2 separate regions of the Homo sapiens genome follow, and region 1 is linked to region 2. Evidence: chromatin loops called from intact Hi-C (ENCODE). Cell type or tissue: chondrocyte. All regions are shown on one strand. Links, peaks and the distances in the headings refer to the core of each region. The heading gives the core; the rest is flanking DNA.

Evidence for each region. A loop is a pair of places that touch in the nucleus more often than their neighbours do. Peaks named below come from ENCODE experiments on the same cell type or tissue, not always from the same donor. Only the 100,000 strongest peaks of a DNase experiment are listed, where the experiment ranks them.
Region 1: a loop joins it to region 2, with 6 times the contacts of the local background. A loop is called at or near these places in 17 of 110 quality-filtered maps.

Annotation. Positions count from the first base shown.
Region 1 is chr7:151,630,007-151,635,381 of GRCh38, reverse strand. It overlaps PRKAG2 (protein kinase AMP-activated non-catalytic subunit gamma 2), which reads left to right. Exons shown (of 16, transcript NM_016203.4): 5 at 3,244-3,313. Among named protein-coding and RNA genes, the nearest start is that of RHEB, 110 kb to the right of the region's middle. RefSeq lists an enhancer at 1,950-2,299 and silencers at 2,670-3,539, 3,690-3,789. In chondrocyte, for the core only: CTCF peaks have their summits at 2,644, 2,850 (motif pointing right), 3,243 and 3,693; DNase peaks (open chromatin) are centred at 2,344 and 3,489.
Region 2 is chr7:151,366,082-151,371,456 of GRCh38, reverse strand. It overlaps NUB1 (negative regulator of ubiquitin like proteins 1), which reads right to left. Exons shown (of 15, transcript NM_001243351.2): 9 at 4,332-4,518; 10 at 3,489-3,596; 11 at 2,570-2,722. It also overlaps a transcript of WDR86 not described here. Among named protein-coding and RNA genes, the nearest start is that of NUB1, 27 kb to the right of the region's middle. In chondrocyte, for the core only: CTCF peaks have their summits at 2,899 and 3,160 (motif pointing left); a DNase peak (open chromatin) is centred at 3,144.

The DNA.
Region 1 (5,375 bases), core at 119-5,118, 260 kb before region 2:
AGTTTTTGTGTAAATGTAAGTTTTCATTTCCCTGGGATAAATGCCCAAGAGTGTAACTGATGTGTTACATGGTAGTTGCATGTTTAGTTTTATAAAAAACTGCCAAATTGTTTTTAAGAGTGGTGGTTCCTGACCAGGCACAGTGGCTCACGCCTGTAATCCCAGCACTTTGGGAGGCCAAGGCAGGCAGATCACCTGAGGTCGGGAGTTCAAGACCAGCCTGACCAATATGGTGAAACCTCATCTCTACTAAAAATACAAAAATTAGCTGACCTGTGGTAGCATGTGCCTGTAATCCTAGCTACTCAGGAGGCTGAGACAGGAAAATTGCCTGAACCTGGGAGGTAGAGGTTGCAGTGAGTTGAGATAGGTCCACTGCGCTCCAGCCTGGGCCACAGAGGGAGACCCTGTCTCAAAAAAAAAAGAAAAAAAAAAAAAAAAACAGTGGTTCCATTTTGCATTCCCACCAGCAGTGTAGAAGTAATCCTGTCTGTCTCTCTACATCCTTACCAGCATTTGATGTTGTTACTATTGTGATTTTAGCCATTTTAACAGTTGTGTAGTAGTATCTCATTGTGGTTTTAATTCGCATTTATATAATGGCTAATGACTTTGAACATCTTTTCATGCACTAATTTGCCATCTGTATATCTTTCTTGGTGAAACAGCTCTGTGTCATTTGCCTATGTTCTAATTGGATTATTTTCTCCATTTTCTGTTTAATATTGGTAGTGTTTATGTATTCCAGACATTTTTATTTTATTTTATTTTTGCTATTCCTTGGAGAGCAGGGCTAACCCTATAGGCAGTGTGCTAGTAATTTGTTGGCTATGTGATTTGCAAGTATTTTCTCCTACTGTGTAGCTTTTCTTTTCATCCTCTTAACAGGGTCTTTCGCAGAGCAAAAATTCTTAATTTTAATGAGGTCCATTTATGTTTTTCCTTTTATGGACTGTGTTTTTGGTGTCAAGTCTAACTTTTGCCTTGCCCCAGTTCCCAAATATTTTCTCCAAAAAGTTTCATAGTTTTAAGTTCACGATCCAATGTGAGCTAATTTTTGTGTAAAACGCAAGGCTTAGGTTGGGGTTTGTTTTTGTCTTTTTACCTTTTGATATCCAATTACTCCAGTTCTATTGCTTTTACACCTCCATCAAAAATTGGTTTGCCATGTTTGCATGGGTCTATTTCTGGGTTTTCTATTTATTTCTATTGATTATTATATCCATTCTTCTGCCAATACCATTGTCTTGATTGCTGTATCTATATAGTTTGCTTTAATATTAAGCGACTTCAAGATTAAAGAATTCTACTGTAGTCCCAGCTACTTGGGAGGCTGAGGCAGGAGAATGGCGTGAACCCAGGAAGCAGAGCTTGCAGTGAGCCGAGGTTGCGCCACTGCACTCCAGCCTGGGTGACAGAGCGAGACTCCGTCTCAAAAAAATAATAAATAAATAAATAGAATTCTAGAGCTTGCACCTTTCCATATAAATTTTAGAATAAGCTTATTTATGTCTTTAAAAAAAACCCTAATTTGGTAGCAATTGCATTAAACCAAAAGATTAATCTGGGGGAGAATTGTCATTTTTACTATGTTGGGGCTTCCAGCTCAGGACTGTCTCTCCATTTATTAGCTCGTCTTTCATCTACAGTTTGTGATTTTCAGCATACAGCTACTATACATGGTTTCTTGAGTTTATGCCTAAGTATTAATTTTCTTTGAAGTGATTGTATTAAGTGATATTGTTTTATATATTTTTCCATGTGTTCATTGTTAGTTTATAGAAATGTGATTGATTTTTGTGTGTTGATCTTGTATGCTATGACCTTACCAAACTCACTAATTCCAGGTGAGTTTTTTCTTTCTTTTGTAGATTCTTTGATATTTTGTATGTAGATAACATGTTATCTACACAGGTGTTTTTCTTCCTTTCCAATCTGTATGCGTTTTCTTTCCTTTTCTTGCCTTATTGCAGGGCCTAGTACTTCTAGAACCATGTTGAATAGGATTAGTGAGAGCAGACACCCTGGCCTGGTTTCTGAACTTCATAGGGAAAACAGTCTTTCACTATGAAGTATGGTATCTGCTGTAGCTTTTTACCATGAAACATCTTAGTTTTGTTTTCTTTTTCTCTCCCCACCCCTTTTCTTTTTTTAAGAGGTTTAAGACTTAGGGATTGGCGCAAGTAAGATGACAAAGCTAAACGAGAGGCATTTTCAGGACTTCCTCTTTCAGGCCCGGCTTGCAAGAGCGCTAGGGCCAAGCTCCTTTCAGCCCTAATCGGTACTGGAGCTAATCGCATTCGCGGCGCCCGTGCACTCTGCAGGGATGGGCCGTGGGGCCAGGGACCTCAGTCCCCTCTCGGCCTGTCCTGCCCTTCCAGGAGGCTAGCGGCTGCTGGCCGCGCAGCCTGCCAACCTGAGTTGGCCATAGTAGAGTCTCAGATACCCAGCTCCTGAGCGGCCAGGGCCAGATTCAGGGTGTGTACGTTTTTGGCAGCGGCTCCCCAACCGAGAAGACACTCGGCTGCGAAGAGAGGACGCGAATTAAGAGTTCCATGCTGGAAAAAAAAAAATGGATAGCGACAAAGTGCATCTACAATACGTGTAGCCCACGGAACGATTTTTGTTAAGGGGGCCGAGGATGGGCAGTTACATCTAAAATTTGGAAAGGGAAGAGGAAAGCGAGAAAGGATCCCCTAGCTGGCGCCCCGGGGCGTTCTGCAGCCTCCAGCCCCTCTCCCCCTCCCCGCGCCGCGGAGCCCACACCTGCGCAGGTGGAGCCTGCCGAGCGCGGCCGCCGGTGCTGGGAAGGTGAGCGGCGCCGGGGGGCGGAGTGGGGGCGGGCCGCGGGCCTCTCCCAATGGCGGCACGGCGGGGAGGACGCGGGCCACGGCCGGAGGGGGGCGCCCCGGGCCCAGGCGCTGCCGCCCTCGAGCTCCCGGGTCCCTTCCCACGCTTCCTCCCGGGCGGGCCGTACCAAGGCGCGGGGGGGAGCGGCGCGTCCCACTCGCGGAGGGGCACGCGGGCCGCGGCCGCGCCACCTGCGGCGGCGGCGGCGGCCTCGGGCGGGTGGGGGCAGCGCTCCCGCTCCGCCCCCGGCCCCCGCTGCCCGCGTCCCCTGCCAGGCCCCTCCTCCCGGCGGCGCGGCAGAGCCAGGCCCCAGCGCTCGGCCGGCCGCGAGCCCGCCGGCCGGGGACGAGCGTCGCAGCTCATGCTGATCGCTGTCCTCCTCCTCCCCCTCAGGCGGCGCTGGCGGCGGCCCTGGGACCCGCGGAAGCCGGCATGCTGGAGAAGCTGGAGTTCGAGGACGAAGGTGAGTGCGCCCCGCCCGCTGCCGGCCCGGCGCTCCCACGGCCCGGCCGCCCGAGGACCGGGACCCGCGGGGACCCCGCGCCCCATCTCCGGCGCTGCCCCACGGCGAGCTGCGTCCTGCGGAAGCCCAGGGGCCGGGGCGGGAACCGGGGCGGGGATGCGGGCGCCGGCGAGCTCGGGCTGCGGGGTACCGGGCGTCCGCGGAGGGGACGCGAGCCAGGCTCCCAGAGCGCAGCCCTGAGCCCGGCATCCACACGGACGGGCGGCCCTTTTGTCCTTACTCGCCGAACTCGAATTACAGCAAGGTGTCAGGGAGCGCTAATTGTTTGTGCTTGTCACCATGCACTCGGAGGCAACCCCGAATCATACCCACAGTCCAGACCCTTTAATCATAGACTGGTGCCCTTATCTGCGCCTGTGAAGATATGACCGGTAGGGTGTGTCTTCTTTTTTAATGGGGAAAGTTAAATAGGAAAACCTGAAGAGGTTATTGAATCGGTGTTGAGTTCAGGCGACCCTCTCACTCCGTCATTTCTGTCGCCTCTCCTCTCACTTGGTTGTTTTTTTTCCCTCTCCTGTCTTCTTCTTGTATCTTACAGGTAAATAACTTGGATCTTATTTGGAGGCTGTTAACATTTGAAAGGCATGAGCTCGTTCTTTGGCAAAATTAATATTTAAAATGGAATGTGACGAGCTTTCACCAGGATCTTATTTTGAAGCTGTTAACATTTGAACGGGATGAGCTTGCTCTTACGCAAAATTAATATGTAAAATGAAATGTGATGAGCTCAGAGTCGGGAAAGAACTTTATATAAGATGCTTGACAATTCGAGGACTTGAAAAGGCGTTCACACTGTCTTGTGTGCTTCCATTATTTATTTAGCAACTTCTCTTTTTTCCAGGAGTATTGATAGAATAAAGCTCTCGAAACAAAGAACGTGCCATGTGGATGCTGTCCCTTGTGCCAACTTTACTTTAATACCTCTGTTCATTCACAGTCAGGCAATTACTTAAATAAGCCTGCACAGCCAGCATGGACGTGTTAACCCAATAGAATTAGCCGGGTGCCTGTTATCTTTGAGATTCACTGCAGCATTTCACAAACATGTTAGCTGGAAGAGAACGCGTTCATAGTCATTGTCATTAAAAGTGTTTGTCTGTATTTATTGGTAACAAATGGTGCATTTCAGAATTTTACCGGACTTAATTTGCATTTCATCCTACAGAAAAATAATCCAGGGTCTTCATTCGAACCCATCTCACTATTCCTCAGTTTTATTATATTGCAGGCCAAATCTTGGCCGCTGTCCACAGGGTGGAATGGTGTGCCCGTTCCATAAGACTTTGAATGTCTAAATCACCAGGGTTTTGTCTCTTATATTAGTAAGAATGAGAGTCTTTTACAGTTACAATTTTTGCAAATTAGCAGGGAGGCAAGAAGAACTAGAGAGCAGCTTCTGTTCGAGAGGAATCGCTACTACTTATTTAGCTGTGTGACCTTGGACAAGTTACTTAACCTCTCTGTGCCTTGGTTTTCTCATTTCTAAAATAGAGCTAATATCAGGTGTTTTGAGGATTAAATGAGCCAATCCGTATCATGGCATTTAAAAACAGTGTAAACCCATAGTGAGTACTTCATAAATGTTAGTTACTATTATCGCTTAAGTGCCATTAAGCATTGTACTGAATTCATGAGCTTTTTAAGATTTTTATTAATGAAACCCAACACAGAGATTCTTCTCAACACAGATTTGGTGTCCTGTCCCTTTTCTTCTTCTTACTTGAGATTTATTAATTTAATTATGCATTTCTCTAAGCAGATATACACTCTTTTTTTTCTTTTCATTGTGTCTGCCAATGTAATGAATGTAAAGTATTAAACCTAAGTGTCTAAGAGAGGAATTTCCCCTCTTCACCCATCTATTTTTATCTATATTGCTGTCATTCCTTTAAAGCACACCGAATCCCACGAATAACCCTGTCAAACTTTTCTAGATTCTTAAGGAGGCAGAATGTTAAACAGTGACTTTGAGGCTGAGCTGAGCTGGAAGAAAGAACAGTGT
Region 2 (5,375 bases), core at 319-5,318:
TCACAAGAAGCTCAGGATTTTCCCTGAGGATTCTGGGACACAGATTATGGCCCTTGTTGTGACTGGATGACACTGATGACATGGGGTGGGGGGTGGGGGTAAAAGACAGACCTCAGGTCCTCAGTGACATCAGTAAGCCACTGAATGAATCACCTAACCCTGAGACCTATCCTACTTCTGGACTTTTTACAAGTAAACGGCCAATAAATCCCACCACATCCCTTGTTTTGATGTTTAGGCCATTTTGGGTTTTTTGTTGTTGTTGTTGCTTTCAGCCAAAGGCATCGTAACTAACAACATCTGTTGGGTGGAAGAGGGAGAAGGATCAACTGCACTATATACACTGGTTTTTTTATTTGCATTTTCTCCAAGGGCTTTTAACTTCAGAAATGTACAAGTGATATGACTCCACTATACTTTAAAAGACCACCTCTGAGCAACAGCTCTTCCCATGTGTAAGATGAGAAGTACCTGTCCTGTGGCCTCTCGGCTGGTCACAGGCAGAAGTGAATGACATGAGTGTGACAATGTTTTATGAACTATAGTCTTATACAGTGATGAGAACTGTTTTCCAAATGATCTCATTTTAAAACACTAGCTTTCCAGATGCTAATAAAATCTTACTTCATTCTCAGTAAACTATCGCAAGAACAAAAAACCAAACACCGCATATTCTCACTCACAGGTGGGAATTGAACAATGAGAACACGTGGACACAGGAAGGGGGACATCACACTCTGGGGACTGTTGTGGGGTGGGGGGAGGGGGGAGGGATAGCTTTAGGAGATATACCTAATGCTAAATGACGAGTTAATGGGTGCAGCGCACCAGCATGGCACATGTATACATATGTAACTAACCTGCACATTGTGCACATGTACCCTAAAACTTAAAAGTATAATAATAATAAAATAAAATTAAAGGAAAAAATAAATAAAAATAAAAATAATAAATTCTTACTGGTAGTGGAGTAATAGTAAAGCAATAAATCAGTATCAGCAATGTTCATTTTTCTGTTAGTACTGAATTAGACCATGTAAAACTCAAACACACAGAACTCAACTTTTCAGCTGGTCGCAGTGGCTCACACCTGTGATCCCAGCACTTTGGGAGGCCAAGGCGGGAGGATCACTTGAGGTCAGGAGTTCGAGACCAGCCTGGCCAAATTGGTAAAACCCCATCTCTACTAAAAATACAAAAAGTAAAGCTGGGCGTGGTGGTGGGCACCTGTAATTCCAGCTACTTAGAAGGCTAAGGCAGAAGAATCACTTGAACCTGGGAGGCAGAGGTTGCAGTGATCACGCCACTGCACTCCAGCCTGGGTGACAGAGTGAGACTCTGGAATAAAAAAAAAAAAAAGAACTCAGCTTTTCAAAGTCTCTGCCTTTACCTACTCATTGACTTCTATAGCAAGACCCAAAGGACCACGATTGGACTAGGCAAGAGAGAAAGGTAATGACCACAGCTGGTGTTGTAAAAGGAGAAACCCTGTGACTGCTCACCACGGAATGAACCCACGAATCCACTCCCTCTCTGGCATCAGGTAGGCAAACAACCACGGGGCTTTCCTGCTCCCATCCAAATACCCCTGAGGCTGCTTTTTTCCTTCAGGATTATCCTAGTGTTTAGCAAAAAGGGAAACGAGGTAACATACATGTGAAGATTCTAGAGACTTCTATGGCTGGAGTTTACAGCTAGAAAGGACCTGTGAGATAATCTAGTACCAACTTCTTGTTTTGGCAAGAAGAAAAATGGCTCTCCTGCTAATATTCCACCATGACCGCCCTCTAGACCTCAGTTCTTTCACTGCAGAACATATTGGATAGAATAAGGATGCTTCCAACTCCAAAATTCTAAGGTTTTCTTTAATGTACTTAATTGTTTCAAATGATTATAGTTTTTTAACCTGTGCTTTCATAATATAATACAACTTGTTTCTATGATTTGACTTATGTTTCTAGGCAAGGATGCAATCCCCAACTTTAATAATGACCTCATGAAAAAACAATTTTGTTTTTAAAATGACTTCCAGAAATACACTATGGTGTTAAAGAAAGAGAGAGAGGGGACCGTTTGCCACCACAGCAGGAAACAAAACTAAGGAGACTGCAGCATGTGAAAAATGATCCAATTGAAAAAGACAAGTTTCGGCCAGGCGCGGTGGCTCACACCTGTAATCCCAGGACTTTGGGAAACTGAGGTGGGCGCATCACTTGAGGTCAGGAGTTTGAGAACAGCCTGGCCAACATGGTGAAACCCCATCTTTACTAAAAATACAAAAATTAGCCAGGTGTGGTGGCACACACCTGTAATCCCAGCTACTCAGGAGGCTGAGGCACGAGAATTGCTTGAACCCGGGAGGCGGAGCTTGCAGTGAGCCAAGATCGTGCCACTGCACTCCAGCCTGGATGACAAAGTGAGACTCTGTCTCAAGAAAAAAAAAAGGACAAGTTTCTCCTTCCTTCCCAATCTGGAGTAATAAAGAGTTCCTGGTTATTAACACTCCTGTGGGATTATCTTTTTTTGTTCTTTCATACCCAAGAGAGCTAGGGCATGTGAAAGTGGGTACCTCTCTGCGGTTGGTAATATGAGTGGCCGCATGATCCACGTTCCCATCACACGCCCTCAGGCCAAGCCGGGCTTCCTGGGCAGTAAACCCCAACTGCAACAAATTGTCCACTTTTGATGGATCAATATATAGCTCTTTAAAGAGCTGACGTGCCTAGAGACAGGGAAATGTAAGAATCATGTAACCACGGCAATACTTAAAGCTTAATACAAAGTGAAAGCCTAAAAGAAATTAGATTGTATCCAATGTGAATTAAAAGGCATCAGATTTTGGATAAAATCTCTAAACTAGGCCTGTTATTAACAAGTACAAATGGAAACAGACCAACACTACCTCTACTCACATAACTTAGCCACAGCACAACACGAGGTAAGAGGCTGGGTGTTGCAGAAGTGACTGGTAACCACTTTGTTTTTGCAACAAAAGCCCCCGAATTTCAGCTGTGCACGTGGCATTTCTCACCCTCCCTTGCAGCTGGGTGTAGCCAGGTAGTGAAGTCGAAGTCAATGGCATGCAGCCACAGCGCTGGGTGCAGCTGCGGGGTCATCTCTCCAGTGGCCTGCTCTGGACTCTCTCTTGCCCCCTCTGCTGGCTGGAAGAGGCACTGACAGGAGCAACCTAGGACGCCTCGCTGAGGCTGGCGGGCTGCTCACTGCTCCGGCCTGGCTCACCTCTAGACGGCAAGATGAGTGAGCCATAAACTTCTATCCAATTAAAGTCACTGTCTTTTTGAAGTCTCATTACAGCATCTGGCTGTACTCTAACATATACAAATATGTTTCTGGTTCAACATCTCCTGTGCACGGAGAAAGCACAGGCATGTTTCTCACAAGTCACAAACTACTAAGTTAAAATCCTTAACTTCTGGGAATGTTTTTTAAAAGGAGGTGAAAATTGGTTACAACTTTACTTTTCTTACCTTGTTAAGATACTCATAAGCCTCTACATCATTTCCACTGTGATAGTTTCGGATCCCTTGAAGTAAGTAGAGTCTTAGAAACAGTACCTTCTCTTTCCCACAATTTCCCTAAAATTATTGAAGAAAAAAAGGATAAAATTGCCTTATTTCTAATTACAGGTCTATAATACTCATCTCTGTCATTCCCTTGGTCTCCAGAGGGGCAACATGATAGGTATTAAAATGTCCATGGCTTCACTATGACTGACGGCAAAAGTGAAGCCCCCTCTTCCCCATCCCCTGTGGTATGATAACATTCCTCATGCCACACAGGAGAGTCAGTGTCAGGGCACCAGCCTCCAGACATGCAGCACAGTGGCCCTTCTGGTCAGCAGAGAAGTATGCAGAAATCCAAACCAGGTATCAGAGAGTCTGCATCAGCAGGATTTTGATGACTTGGGGAAATCAGAAAAATCCTTACTCGAGCCACAGCTCTTGAGCTGTGACTCATTCACGTAAACCATTACTGCTGAAATGTCTATTTTCTGCATTTACATCTTGCAAATTAGACTCTACCGATATAAAGAAGTCAGCAGCTCTCTCCTGGTCAGGGTGATCACTGATGGGGTTCTATGACTAGCAAACCATGTTCCTTTGGGCTAAATGCTCACACGCTAAGTAAGAGAGACAGCCAGATTTGTAAAACATTGAACACTTTATAAATATATAGTTTAAAAAGACTATACTGCATACTACTATCAAAATGAAATTACCTTCTGGCAGTAGTTCAAATACTTTAACAGGAATAAACACAAATGCTAGAAATGGACTCAACGAGACATAAGATGAATTCCAGGAACATACTTTTATGTGGACCAGTCTCTGATGATTTTCTCCGTAACAATTTTTAAAGCATTTCTGGGCCAAGTTTAATTTTTTTTCTGCATCATCAAGGCATTCCAGCTGTTCCAGGCGGAAGTAACACCACACTATATCCAGCTGGAGGACGGCGTAGTTATCCACTGTGTCCAGCAGCTCTCTGCAACACTCACTGGAAAGAGAAGGACAGTGACATCACTGCCAAGCAGCATTTGAAACATTTTTAGCATTTGAAACCTTTTTGTGAATGACTGGAATTCTTTCCCCGTTCTTGGTATATATTCAAAGGCTGACTGCTCTAAAAGAGAGATCCTAATGTTTAGGAAGGGAGCTGTGTTTATAATCTCATCCTTCTAATGGGGGAAAGAAAGAGAAATCAGAAATCAGGGCTTAGGAATCAAAGCTTACCACCACTTGCCCCAGGACACACATGCAGCCCCTTGATAGGAAGCAGAACCCAGGGCCACTGTTTCAGAGGCCCTCAGCAAATACGGGGAAGACCATGCTTTAAAGCTGTGACTTCCAATCCTGACTGCAAATCAGCATCACCTGGGCCAGAGCAACGTTCTTTCTTTCTTTCTTTCTTTCTTTAAGAATCATTGATCCCACCCAGACCAAACATAACAGAAATTTCTGGGGGTTGGGCCTGGTGGTTATACTGCCAGAGTCTCCCCAGCTGATTCTAGTGTACAGCCAGGGCTGAACACCACTTCTTTAAAGACACCAAAAAAATCCCTACGTACTATGAATGCCTCAGCTGATGACGGCTCTGACAAGGCATTCATGTTCAATCATATTCAAGCTGGGGGAAAAACAATCCAGAAAGCACCAGGCTCTAACGGCCCAGCTGATTTCTGAGGGCCTGTGTGCAGGCAAAATTTGACTCCGTATTCGTGGCAGCAGGCTGAACCCAGGCGCAGCAAAGGGAAGAAAGACAGCAACAGAAGTCAGTGTGCTCCAGGAGGAGCACTGACAAAGACAGCCATCAAGGTGACTAATTTTAAGTTATGATTACATTAAAAATTCCTA